Regions from separate parts of the Homo sapiens genome. Here regions 2, 3 and 4 are each linked to region 1. Evidence: chromatin contacts called from ENCODE Hi-C or POLR2A ChIA-PET data. All regions are on one chromosome and are shown on one strand. Each heading gives the region's core, a stretch centred on a gene start or an enhancer-like site at or near the end of the contact. The rest is flanking DNA. Distances are from core to core; before and after follow the strand shown.

What was found. A loop is a pair of places that touch in the nucleus more often than their neighbours do. ChIA-PET counts read pairs that join two places held with the same protein, here RNA polymerase II (POLR2A). Pooled maps may share reads with other maps.
Region 2: a loop to region 1 is called in a pooled map, with 14 times the contacts of the local background. The contact joins the promoter of RNF167 here to the promoter of HASPIN in region 1. A Hi-C loop is called at or near these places in 1 of 37 single-sample maps with no recorded cell type and 7 of 50 pooled maps. POLR2A ChIA-PET finds 5 or more read pairs at or near these places in 2 of 52 experiments (AG04450 and BJ).
Region 3: a map of naive thymus-derived CD4-positive, alpha-beta T cell shows a loop between it and region 1 (32-fold over the local background). The contact joins the promoter of CLUH here to the promoter of HASPIN in region 1. A Hi-C loop is called at or near these places in 1 of 168 maps with a recorded cell type or tissue (naive thymus-derived CD4-positive, alpha-beta T cell) and 8 of 50 pooled maps. POLR2A ChIA-PET finds 5 or more read pairs at or near these places in 1 of 52 experiments (PC-9).
Region 4: a pooled map shows a loop between it and region 1 (5-fold over the local background). The contact joins the promoter of MED11 here to the promoter of HASPIN in region 1. A Hi-C loop is called at or near these places in 1 of 37 single-sample maps with no recorded cell type and 2 of 50 pooled maps. POLR2A ChIA-PET finds 5 or more read pairs at or near these places in 1 of 52 experiments (activated T-cell).

What each region holds. Positions count from the first base shown.
Region 1 is chr17:3,722,467-3,725,616 of GRCh38, reverse strand. It overlaps HASPIN (histone H3 associated protein kinase), which reads right to left and starts at 1,714. Exons shown (of 1, transcript NM_031965.2): 1 at 1-1,714. The coding sequence starts at 1,681. ITGAE (integrin subunit alpha E) reads left to right here. Exons shown (of 31, transcript NM_002208.5): 27 at 1,873-1,929; 28 at 2,234-2,329. It also overlaps a transcript of P2RX5 not described here. RefSeq lists an enhancer at 1,029-1,784 and a silencer at 1,654-1,813.
Region 2 is chr17:4,938,994-4,942,143 of GRCh38, reverse strand. It overlaps RNF167 (ring finger protein 167), which reads right to left and starts at 1,876. Exons shown (of 10, transcript NM_015528.3): 1 at 1,784-1,876; 2 at 1,151-1,657; 3 at 987-1,067. The coding sequence starts at 1,234. SLC25A11 (solute carrier family 25 member 11) reads left to right here and starts at 2,098. Exons shown (of 8, transcript NM_003562.5): 1 at 2,098-2,328; 2 at 2,932-3,084. The coding sequence starts at 2,234. RefSeq lists enhancers at 969-1,098, 1,979-2,048, 2,765-3,150 and silencers at 1,432-1,626, 2,189-2,258.
Region 3 is chr17:2,710,267-2,713,416 of GRCh38, reverse strand. It overlaps CLUH (CLUH binding protein of NUMT mRNA), which reads left to right and starts at 1,653. Exons shown (of 26, transcript NM_001366661.1): 1 at 1,653-1,855. The coding sequence starts at 1,756. It overlaps LOC105371592 (a long non-coding RNA gene), which reads right to left and starts at 1,108. Exons shown (of 2, transcript NR_136412.1): 1 at 1,018-1,108; 2 at 584-935. RefSeq lists enhancers at 388-1,283, 1,284-2,180, 3,015-3,094 and silencers at 1,345-1,524, 1,655-1,774.
Region 4 is chr17:4,730,178-4,733,327 of GRCh38, reverse strand. It overlaps MED11 (mediator complex subunit 11), which reads right to left and starts at 1,900. Exons shown (of 3, transcript NM_001001683.4): 1 at 1,754-1,900; 2 at 1,422-1,552; 3 at 1-278. The coding sequence starts at 1,838. The coding sequence ends at 141. RefSeq lists enhancers at 1,904-1,953, 1,245-2,064, 1,964-2,103.

The DNA of each region.
Region 1 (3,150 bases), core at 465-2,964:
AGTTCAGCCCGATAAAGCCTTCTGTGCGGTTGCACACTTCACCGGATAAGAGGCTCAACTCTTTGGAGATGATGATCTCTGGCAGGATTTCCTCAAAGGTTTTCTGATGGGATCCATTGACTAAATCTGGTCCTTCAATAGCAATGATTTTTATGGCTACGGGTGTGTGATCAGCAATTGTTTGAAACACTTCGCCAAACACCCCTTCCCCAATCTTCTCACAGCGTTGCAGTTTTTCTGTGGGAAGGCAATGGCTAAAGGGGACAGGACCCTTCTGACTGCATTCCCCATAAACCTTTTCAGCATCAGATGCCTTTTTGTTTGAAATACTTAGAGTGTTTAAGGGGCTTAGCAAATACATAGAGGAGGAGTGCCAAGAGGACGGAGCACCACTTGTTCTGTTCATGACAGGCCGGTTTGAACATTCTGATAGGAGGGATCCAGAGAGAGAAGTGGCAGTGGTATAGATGCTGCAGACCTCTGACACATCAGTCACAATTTTCTTCTTGTGGAAACTGAAGGAAGCCCTGGTTTTGGTCCAAAAGCAGACATTCTGTAAAGGAGTCAGGTCCTGGGTGGGGAACGAATCTTTTCCCAGCTTTTGGCCCTTTTTAAAGCGGTGGGAATGGAGGAGAGAGGTTTCCGTTGCCTCCTGATGTTTGCTCTTCCGGCTTGATCTAGTTCTCTCCAGCCTGTCTATTCCCCTTGGCACAATGCGGCCCTTGGGAACACTGGCCTCCTGATGCTCTCTCCGGACGGCCTCTTGAAGCCCTCTCTCTTGACAAGAGTCCTGGCCTGTGGCCCTCCTCTTGCCTGTGCTTGACAGACCTGGACCCTCTGGTCCATTTCCCACCACCAGTTTCCTTTTACAGCAGGACTCTCTCATATTCTTCCCATCTGCCCGAAACTCAGAATCCTCAGGGGTTCCTGAGTTCATAAGGCCAAAGAGAACTGACCTGAGGCTGGCGCGGGTTTGGTGGACCATCCTGGTGTCCTTGGCTCCTCCTGTCGCTTCCTCCTGGGAGCAGGGGAGAGATGCTCGGTCCAGGGAGACTTCTGGGAGGTGGAGGCCGCTCGGGACGGCTGAGGCTGCAACCAGACAGGCGGAGGTGCCGATCGAGATGACACTGTCCCTTGGCGTTGGGGACCCGGGGCAGGGCGAGGCCAGAGAGCTGAACAGGGAGGCACTGATGCCCAGCTCGTCGCCGTCCCTGGGCTGGCCGCACACGCTGAGGTCCGGGCTGAGGCGGCCGGAGTCGCGGCTGGGGAAGGGCGGAAGTCGGAGCGGGCCGCAGGGTGTGCTGCACTTCTGCGGGGGCCGAGCTCGCAGCCCCAGGCGTCTTGGGGTCACGGTTAGGCTTGGGCGAGCTCGCAGCTTCCAGCGCTTTGGGGTCACGGTCAGGCTGGGCCGGTCCTTGGGCACTCGGCCGCCGGGACGCCTCCGCCGCCGCCTCACCGGGCTGCCGGGGAAGTCGGGGTCGTCGGGATCGTCAGGATCGTCGGACTGCGAGGGGTCGCCGATGCTGGCGTCGCTGCTGCCGCTGCTGTTGAAGAAACGCCTCCGGTCCTGCGGCGGGAACCACTGCGCGGCTTCCCGGCCCGGCCGCCGCTGTCTCCTGCCGTCCGCAGCCCCATATGTGCGGAAAAGCCGGCTCCCAGGTCCCGGGAGCGAAGCCGCCATGGCCGGCACCCGCCAAGAGGTTCAAACGCAAACATCGCGAGACTTCCGTGCGACGCGGACGCGCCCGCCTGCCGCGGGGTCCTAGCTCCCGGCCCTGCGCATGCGCACCTCGCCAGGGCCGGGGCCGGGACGGGACGGAAAACTGGCGGCTTGGTTTGTTCAGCGCGTCGCGGTCATGGCTCTCGTTTCAGGCCTCCACGGTGTGCACCTGGAGTCAGGAGCGCGCTTGTGCGTACAGTTCGGTTCAGGTAAGCGCGGCCGTCCCGAGAGGCCAGGGGAGGGCGGAGGGCCTGAAGCGGGTAACGAGAGGCCAGGAGACTGTTTTTCCTGGGTTACCCCTGCCGGCCAGTGCCGGGGGCTGCCAGGCCCTCCCTAGCTTCGTCCCTGGGTCTCAATTGCTCCCGCTGGAGCTTCGCTTGGGCCGAGGTGAGCGCTGAAATTGCTCACACCCTCTATTCTGGGACCTTACGATGCTCTGTGTCCGAAGTGTTAAAAAGATTTCAGACTTTCCGCACGGAAAGGAATTGTGTTCACTAGACCTCGCTTTTCCAGCATGTGGAAGAATGGCATTCAGTGAGCTGTGTCATCGCTTCAGATAAAGAAAATGTCACCGTGGCTGCAGAGATCTCCTGGGATCACTCTGAGGAGGTGTTTGAGACTGAAATGCTCCAGATTTGATTATCCAGTTGCTCACGGGCATCGCCCCTAGAAGAGATAATAGCATCTTTGCATAACATGTCCATGTCCAAAATAGATCTTTTGGTGCAAAAAACCAACCCTCTGTCCCAACCCGTTCCTTAGCTACCCTCAGGAGGGAGATATACTCCAGTTACAGTACAAGGAACTCGAGGGATTACCTGTGACTCCTCTTTCCTACATCCCCACGTCTATTCCAGCAGCAAGCCCTGCCATTTCAGGGCCAAAATATATCCTAAACCCATTCACTTCTCTCCATTTCCACTGCCGTTGTAATTCAAGCTACCCTTTCTTGCCAGGGCTGTTGCAATAACCTTCGGCCTGCCTTTCTTGCCTCTGCTTTTCCCACATTCTTTACAAATAATTCCCACGTAACAGCTATCCGTCTTCTAAGAGCAGACATTAGATTGTGCCATTCCCCTGCTTATTAAAAATAACAAACAAACAAAACTGATGCTTGAGCACACTTAGACTAAAATCCATACTTTTTTCATGGCCAGAGCAAGGCAGTACTTGATCTGGTCTCTGCTTAATTCTTCAACTTCATCTCCTAGTACTCGCCTTTCTCTCCCACTGCCCCTTTTATAATCGGGTTATTCTGTCCTATTCTTCTAGCTCGCCAGTACAGCATTATTCTGGCCACAAGACTTTGTACTTGCTGTTCCTTTGCTTGACACTGCTCTTCCTCTAGGTCCTGACGTAGGTGGTTTCTTCTTAAATTTAGCTCAGGTGTTCTTTTCTTTTTTTTTTTTTTTTTTTTAGATGGAGTCTTG
Region 2 (3,150 bases), core at 627-3,126, 1.2 Mb before region 1:
CACCAAACTCTCCCATCATCCCTCTCGCTGTCCCAGATGGGCTAATCTGTACCCTATACTGCAAGCTAATGCAATTATTTTTGCCTTCTAATATTCCAATTGTAATTCAATTCTCAAACCACCCATGTCACTTTCTCTCAAGTTCTGTTTCACAGTCCCCTCTCCAGCACATACTCATACAGACACACTCCCCTCCCTTCAGTTTTCTTTTTGTTTTTCTTTTTTTTGAGATGGAGTCTCGTTTTGTCACCCAGGCTGGAGTGCAGTGGCGCGATCTCGGCTCACTGCAACCTCCACCTTCCGGTTTCAAGTGATTCTCCTGCCTCAGCCTCCCAAGTAGTTGGGACTACATGCGTGCACCATCACGCCCAGCTAATTTTTGCCATTTTAGTAGAGATAGGGTTTCTCCATGTTGGCCAGGCTGGTCTTGAACTGGGATTACAGATGTGAGCCACCGCGCCCGGCCTCTTCAATTTTCTAATTACCCATCTCACAAACAACTCGACTGCTACTAAGGCCCAACTGAGTTCTTGCTATGTGGCAGTCTTTGGGATGAAATACTACCAAAATTGCGTATCTACTTTGATCTTCACAATAACCCTAGGAAAACTTCTAATATCCCATTTTACAGTAAAACAAACTAAGGCTCAGAGAGATTAACTTGCCCAAAGTCATATAAGCAATAACTAGCACCTGAGACCTTCCTGATAAGGACCGTTGATCCTGCCTTCTGTCTTCGTCCACTTTCAGTCTCCCTGATAACCTCGGAGTTCCAGGGGTGGACACTCTGTCTTCTCCCTCTAGATTCTGGGTTCTACACTAGACGTGCTCAGTTCCTAACTTCATTTTCCTACCTCCAGTTTCACCCAGGACAAACCTCCCCAACCCCAGCCTAGGATGGAGGATCTTGCGAAATACTAAAAAAAGAAAAAAGACAGAAAAGGAAGGAAGGGAGGGAAGGAGGAAAAGAAAAGAAAGAAAATCACCTGGAGGCCCTCCTGGCTCAAGGTAGCCCCAAACAGAGCTGGAAGGTCTGCAAAGTCCATGCTGGCATTGTGGTCCGAGGTCTGCGGACAAAAAAGGCGATGTTCCCCTTCAGCCTGCAACCCTTCCTTTCAGCGCCCTTTCCCCATCCGTCCCTCAGACTCACCGCTCGAATGAGCCCCCGGGTCGGGGCCGCTCCCCACAGCACAGCGGCCACAACCACAGGAAGCGGGAAGGCTGCAGGGTGCATGGCAGCGGGAGGAAAGAGGCTGAGGAGGCCGCGCGTCCTGGTAGCAAGGAGCAGAAGCGGAGTTCTGCGCCCTCCCTGCCCCTCCTTTAGGATCCCAGGGGTCCAACCACCCCCAGGTCCCACTTCCCAGCTACATGGGGGCGCCGGGGAAGGAACACCAACTCAAAGAATGAGATATCCAACCCGTTTAGTGGAGCTGGGTGGGAGGCACTAAATGTATCCTTTTCTGGTACGGGGATAAAACGCGGAAAGGGGACGGAGCCTAACACAGGTGACAGAAAAACTTCGGGAAGGGTGGCGGAGCTCAAGGAGGTGGGACTTCCTGCTAGGTGGGCCGTGTTCCCAGCCTCTGGAAAAGGGCTTCCGGTAGAGAAAATCAGGCCGCTTTCAGCATTGGATGCTTGAGATGAAGGACTTCCGGTCCTAAAAGGCCGGTTAAAAAAAGGTTAGCGATGGAGGGACTGCCTGTGGAGATGGAAGGGGCACTGGTGGCCCAGAAGACGACCTAATAAAAGTGCCCGGAAACCCGGAGCCTCCTAGTTTACAAACCTCTCCTCCCTCTGGCCTCCGCCGCTCCTTCAAATCTCGCGAGAGTGCTCACCACCTCTCCCGTCCCCTCGCAGCTGAATAGTTGCTGTGTCTATCGCGAGAGCGCTCCAACTTGGCGAGCCGTACTCACTCGATCTCGCGAGACCTTCAAACAAACTCTTCTCTATTTTCCCGCGATTCTAATTCGGTGAAAACAGCGCCTTTCCTCTGGTTTCCAAATCAGTTACGCCCCTTCTCGCACGCTTCCATCAAGCTCCTCCTTCAGCTCCGCCTTACTCCCGGCCGCCTTTGCGCTGCGCGCCTGCGCCCGCGCCGGCTTCCAGCGGGTGTCGGACCTGAGAGCTGGAGGGGCGTGCGCGCGCCCTCGCTCTGTTGCGCGCGCGGTGTCACCTTGGGCGCGAGCGGGGCCGCGCGCGCACGGGACCCGGAGCCGAGGGCCATTGAGTGGCGATGGCGGCGACGGCGAGTGCCGGGGCCGGCGGGATAGACGGGAAGCCCCGTACCTCCCCTAAGTCCGTCAAGTTCCTGTTTGGGGGCCTGGCCGGGTAAGCTCAGGCCCCAGGGATGGGAAAAGAGGAGGAAGGGAAGGGCAAAAGGAACCGGGCCCGGTTCATCTCTGGGTCTGTTGCAGTGAACTGTGCCGGCACGGGGTCAGCGCGATCTCCAGCGTATTGCGAGTTCCCCGATGGGCTGCTAGGGCCCCATTGCAGGACCCTTATGGACTGCATGCAGGGTCGTTGCACAACCCCCGCCGGGCCAGCTGAGTTTCCCAGCGCATTGCTAAGCTCGGCCGGGCGGCAGGGGGTTCCAGGCCATTAAATGGCTCCTGCAGGACTACCTGGAGTCCTAAATCTTGGATGCCCCTTCCTCCCCTCCCTGTGTCGGACTGCGTGCAGCCCCAGGTCACTGCTTGACTGTCATGAAGCTGCTTGGAGCACTTTCATTGCATGGCCCCTACTGGACAACTAGACTTTTCAGACCCGTTGCACTTGGTGTACATATAGACTCTTATACACATGCTCACCAGCATCCTGATTCTTGAATCGCATGGCAGGCCCTGACCTTTGTAACCTCTTGCTGCCAGGCTCCAGTGGGCACTGGTAGATCTGGAATGCCTGGCCCTTCACTCCACCTCTGTCTTCCCCCAGGATGGGAGCTACAGTTTTTGTCCAGCCCCTGGACCTGGTGAAGAACCGGATGCAGTTGAGCGGGGAAGGGGCCAAGACTCGAGAGTACAAAACCAGCTTCCATGCCCTCACCAGTATCCTGAAGGCAGAAGGCCTGAGGGGCATTTACACTGGGTATTGGGGCCTCAGGATGGAGGGTAGACTGTGGGTTGGCAGCTCTAGACCTTGGCCTGATATGCT
Region 3 (3,150 bases), core at 404-2,903, 1.0 Mb after region 1:
GCAATGGCGCGATCTCGGCTCACCGCAACCTCCACCTCCTGGGTTCAAGCGATTCTTCTGCCTCAGCCACCCGAGTAGCTGGGACTACAGGCGCACACCACCATGCGCAGCTAATTTTTGTATTTTTAGTAGAGACGGGGTTTCACCATCTTGGCCAGGCTGGTCTCTAATTCCTGACCTCGTGATCCGCCCGCCTCTGCCTCCCAAAGTGCTGGAATTACAGGCGTGAGCCACCGCGCCCGGCTTTTTTTTTTTTTTTTTTTTTGAGACGGTGTCTGTGTCACCCAGGCAGGAGTGCAGTGGTGCGATCATAGCTCACTGCAGCTTGGAACTCCTGGGCTCAATCTGAGCCGTCCTGAGTGATACTCCCAGCTCAGCTCCCAAGTAGCTGGGACTACAGGCGCGTGCCACTACACCTGGCTTTTTTTAAACAATATTTTTTGTAGAGACGGGGGTTTTGAAATGTTGCCCAGGTTGGTCTCAAACTTCCGAATCCTGAACTCAAGTCATCCGCCTGGCTTCGGCCTCCCAAAGTGCTAGGATTACAGGCGTGAGCCGCTGCACCGCCCGGCCGAGAAGAATCTTACCAGTTCTCATCTTCCTTCCTCCCGTTTAAATGCTCACATCAAGTCGCTGGCTTTCCTCACCACGTGCTCTCCAGAACAAGGTCGGCTTTCCTTCGCAATTTGTGCGAGGCCCTACCTAAGGCCCTCCCAGCCCACCTCGGGAAGCTGAAGCTTTCCAGTTCTCATTAGAGCTTGACAAACGCTCCGAAGGTTATAGGCCTCGGGTGCTTCCCAAAGGCCCCCTGCGGCCTGGCCAGGAAAGACCCACCGGCGCTCTCTGCCTGGAGCACTTCAACTCACTGCAAGACCTGGTCCCAATGTCCCCTCTGCAGCATTCTCTGACCTCACCGTTCCGTCCCCGCCAAGCCCCTGCCAAGTGAAAAATACGAGTTAAAGCGTCCTGGCTGTGGATGGAGTCAGACCCGGCTCTACCCCTTGCTCTCTGTGTGACCTTGGTCTCGGCCTCCTCCACTGTAAAATGAGGACACCAGCCTGGAGGTGAGGACCCATGGGTCGAGGACGCGGGTAGGGAGCCCGTTCTGGCTCGGGGCAAAGTTTGGCGGGTCCATTCTGACTCTTGATCCCCATTAGCCACGTCTCGCCCTCGCCTCTCGTGCCCGTGCCCTAAGCGACCCTCCACTCCCTCAATAATCCAGCCGCACCCATTCGGCGGGAAAGGGCCTGCCGGGTGGGGAGGGCGCTGAGGGTCACGCGAACACCGCAGATGACAGACTGCGCGGTCATTTAGCAAATCTGCAAGAGAAAACAGGGGATCCTTGGAGAGGGGAGGATTAGCCATGGCAGAACCAGACCAGTCTCCACCCAAGGTCACAGTGCCCGCCCGACGGGCAGCGAGCAGCAGGGAGTCTCCCCGAGGCCCCGCCCCGCGAGGGCGCCCAGCCTCCCTGGGCCTTGAGTCAGAGTGCGTTGCCTTTAAGACGTTCTGGAAAGTCACCGCGTCCGTGGGCGGGGAACCAGGCGCGGCGCGTTTTGTCCCTCGCGGGCCGCCGTGGGCTGGGCCGGGCGCGAGGGTGGGGCAGGGAAACGGCGGCGGGGTCAAAGGCCACGGCGCGCACCACGTGGGCCGGTGACTCCGTCCTTCCCTCAGCAGCCGCGGCGCGCAGGGCACTTGGGTTAGTGGCGCGGCGGGCGGCGCGGACAGCCGAGGCGGACGCCCGCTCCCGCCACCATGGTTATCAAGACGGACGAGTTGCCGGCGGCCGCCCCGGCCGACAGCGCCCGGGAACACGGCTCGCAGGCCGGGGGCAAGGGGCGGCCGGGCGCGGCCGGTGAGCGGGGCCAGGGCCAGCGGGCCGCTGGGCGGGGGGCGCCGGACCAGGGCGGGCGGGTTCGGGACTCCGCGGGGATCGCCGCCTTCCCTCCGCGTCGGGCCCGGTTGTATCTCGCTGGGGCCTTCACCGGGTCGCCCCCGCGCTGAAGGTCACCTTCACAGTCGCCCCCGGCTGCGGCCCGGGTTTCGCACGTGCGGTCCCGTGGAGGGCAGCCTCGGCTGGCACCCTCGGCGGGCACACGCGCGCCTCATCGCGGGGACACGTGCGCGCACACGCGGTTTCGGGGTGCGCCGCCGCCGCAGACCGAAAGAATCGGCGGCCCCACCCCCTCTGCGCCCGAGCATGGGAGCTCTCTGAGCTGGGGTCGCTCCGACGTTTGCGGGACAGCCCCCTTCGGCACCTGCTCCGCGGCGGCCTCCCAGGCATCCCCTGTGCGCAGGGCTGCAGCCCTGGGAGTGAAGCTCCGCTCGAGGCTTCCCAGGCTTGGTTTGTGGGAAGAGCACGAGGTGCGGGGTGTGCGTTGTGAGGGGCGTCCCTGGTTCATGCCCTGAGGCCAGGCTATAACCGCAGGTCTTCAGGCTGTGGCGGAGACTCTCAGGTGTGTTGGCCTGCTCGGCCGACCTGGTGTAGGGGGCGTCTGCCTTTGCATGGGGCAGAGCCAAACTCCTTGGCAGGGGGAAGTGTTTGTGCCAGAACTTGATCATTAACCTGCCTTATTGCGAAAAGTGGGTCAGACCAGAGTTGCTGTTTTTAAGGCAAAGGTCGTTAGTGTGGAGTCAAGCTCCCAGCGATCCCCCATGGGGGCTGTATGGTGGTGACTGTGGCAGTGGCTGCAGCTTGTCTCGGGTGGGGCCTGCTTTCCCTTTCTCCTGAGCCCCTTCTCTTCCTTCTGTTCCCTCCACCGTGTCTCAGACTCCAGCCTTGGGGCTGGAATCCCCTTCCCAGGCCCTCAGTCGTCATCTTCCTCAGGCCCTCTTTGCTCTGGGTGGCAGTGGAGGTGCAGAGCTACTCCTGTCCCCCAGTCCCTCCCTCCTCCGTCGACTGTCCTCAGTTGGGACTTGTGGTCTTAACGCCTCATCATCTCCCTTCCTAGCTTCAGTGAGTGCGCCAGGGCTGACTTGGGAATCAGGATGGGGACAGCGTTCAGCCCTCTGACCCTGTTCCCATCATAGCGGAGTTGCCTTGGGGTGAGGGACAGGTGCTGGGGCAGTACTGCTGATTGTCTAGACAAGGCCAAGGTTTGGGCAGAAGAGCAGATGCTCATCGCCCCAACCTACCAGGCTTTGTGCTGA
Region 4 (3,150 bases), core at 651-3,150, 1.0 Mb before region 1:
CACCATTTGCCCCTTTGTCCTAGGGTACTTTGACCAGCAGGGTATGTTGGTGCTCATACTCCCCACCCTACATGTTCCCAGGTTCTGTCCCATGGCACAGGTGATGGTCTCCCTCTCAGCTCTGGGTCCATCTCCCTGGCCTAGTTCTCCAGCATCTGCTCACAGGTTCGAGCCACATCACTGAGCTTGAGGCGGGCATAGTCCACTCGCTTCAGAGCCATCTGACAGTCCTTCCTCGAAGAGTAGCTGGAGCCCTCATGGGGCTGCCCTGTGGCCACCTACAAGACAGACTATCAATGGAGCACCATCTCCTTTACCCTAACTCCAACCAGGCATCAGGTCTCGTCTCATTTCTTCCCTGAGTTTGAATTTGTTAGGCCATCTGGTAGCTGGGTAAATAAATCATTTAACTTATGTTAATCTTGTCTGTAAAATGGGGGTGACAATAACTACTTCCTAGAGTTGTTGAGGATTAGATAAAGTAATGCAGAGTATCTGGCACACCGTAAAAATTAGTAATGGTAGTGGTCCCTGCGACGATTTCAGAACCTTCTCAATCCTGTCCCTCTTCTCAGGATATAAGGATTTGGGACCTCGTGGCCTGGAGGTCAGGCCAAGTTTCCAGTGACAAAGTTCTGTAGTTCTAGCATTATTTACACATCTTCTGCTAGGCACATGTGATGTTACCCAGTGAGGTATGCAGGGCCACCTTTAATTCTTTCATTTTATTATTTATTATTTTTTGAGACAGAGTTTTTGCTCTGTTACCCAGGCTGGAGTGCAATGGCATGATCTCGGCTAAGTACAACAACCTCCGCCTCCTGGGTTCAAGCGATTCTCCTGCCTCAGCCTTCCAAGTAGCTGGGGTTACCGGTACTCACCACCAAGCCCGGCTTTTTTTTTTTTTGAGACAGTCTTGCTTTGTCACCCAGGCTGGAGTGCAGTGCTGCAATCTTGGCTCACTGCAACCTCCACCTCCTGGGTTCAAGCGATTCTCCTGCCTCACCCTTCCAAGTAGCTGGGATTACAGGTGCCCGCTACCAGCCCAGCTAATTTTTGTATTTTTAGTAGAGACGGAGTTTCACCATGTTGGCCAGGCTGGTCTCGAACTCCTGACCTCAGATGATCCACCCGCCTCAGCCTCCCAAAGTGCTGGGATTACAGGAGTGAGCCACCGAGCCTGGCCTAATTTTTATATTTTTAGTAGAGACGAGGTTTCACCGTGTTGGCCAGGCTGGTCTCGAACTCTGTCAAGCCACTGCGCCCGGCCCATTCTTTCCTTTTAGAGGAAGAAACCCGCTCTGGATGGCCGGCTGGGGAGGTCTGGTCCTGCCCAGTTAATGCTCCACCCTGGATCACCCAAGCCTGAGGCTTTGACCCAGAGCTGGGGTTCGCTCGCAGAACCCCCCAGACACACCGACCTGGGTGAGGTAGCGGATCTGAGCTGACAGCTCCGCCTCCACGTGTTGCACTGAAGCGGTGAAGGCCGCCGCCTGCCGGTCTAGGAGCCGCTCGTTAGTTTTTTCCTTGGACAATTCTAGGATCACAGTACCTGCCAGGGCGGAGAGAGGGCGGGGACACACGGAGACTGCCAGTGTAGCCTCTCCCTAGGCCAGCCCCTCTCAGTCCCGCCCTTTCGCTGCGCACGCACGTAGGATTCCCTCCCCAACCCTGCTCCAAGTCCCAGGTCAGGCTGCCAGTGCAGCCCGGTCACGCTTTCGCTCCCCGCTGTCCAGGTTGTCGCATCCCGAACCTGCATTCTGAAGGATGGCGCCGATTTCCCGTTCAATGTCTTCCAGAGCGCGTAGTCTCTCGTTCGCCAGGCTGTAGGTAGCCATTATCACTCTGGGAATTCTCACCAAGAGTTTCTCCTCAGAAACGCGACGCTTGTTCCGGAAGTGGCTCTCGGTGTGCGCCTGCGCAGAGGGCACCGTGTAGCGAGCACTACGATTCCCAGGATGCTCAGCGCAGCCTCGCCTCCTCGGTCCGCTTGATGAACTACAACTCCCAGGGCCCGCTGCGCCTCAGCCACAGGACCACCCGTAGTCAGAGGCGACAGTGGAATATCCCCTAGCCCGAGGCCATTCAGACCTGTCCATCTTCTTGACACTGTCTGTGGCCTCTAGTTTATTCTACACAAGTTTATTTATTTATGAGACAGTCTTACTCTGTCGTCCAGGTTGGAGTGCAGTCGCAAGATCTCCCTCCCTGCAACCTCCACCTCCCAGGTTCAAGCGATTCTCCTGCTTCAGCTTCCCGGGTGCCTGGGATTATAGGCGCCCGCCACCACGCCCGGCTGATTTTTGTATTTTTAGTAGAGACGGGGTTTCACCATGTTGGCCAGGTTGGTCTCGAACTCGACCTCAAGCGATCCACCCTCTTCGGCCTCCCAAAGTGCTGGGATTACAGGCGTGAGCTGAATCTTAAAGGTGAACTACGTGGATGAAAGCTTGTAGTGGAAAAGGGAGACGGCATAGGCAACAGCATGGTGCTGTGACGGGAACAGCGCATGTGGAGTCCAGCAAGGGATTCTGCCTGCCTGGAGTGAACGGAGCGTGGTGGGGGTTAGGTATGACAATGGTGAGGCTGGAGAGAGGAGCGGAATCAGGAAAAGGCTTGCAAGCTATGTACTTTGGACTTGAGTCTGAAGACATTTGAGCCTTTAAAGGGTTTTTAAGAAGTGTGTTATGACCAGAATTACCTTTTTTGGAAAGATCGTTTGTAACAGTTTATAGTAGATTATCAAGAATGAAACTAGTTTGCCCAAGGTTAGCACATGAAGGTTAGACTCAGTTAAACTGAATGGTCTAGCCTGGGGAACATAGTGAGATACTGTCTTTATAAAAAAATTTGGGGGCTGGGCATGGTGGCTCACTCCTGTAATTTCAGCTCTTTGGGAGGCTGAGGTGGGAGGATCACTTGAACTAAGGACTTCGAGACCAGCCTGGGCAATATAGTGAGACCCCATCTCCTATATTTAAAAAATAAAGGCTGGGTTTGGTGGCTCACACCTGTAATCCCAGCACTTTGGGAGGCCGAGGCGGGTGGATCACCTGAGGTCAGGAGTTCGAGACCAGCCTGACCAACATGGAGAAACCCCGTCTCTACTAAAAATACAGAATTAGCTGGGCATGGTGGCGCATGCCTGTA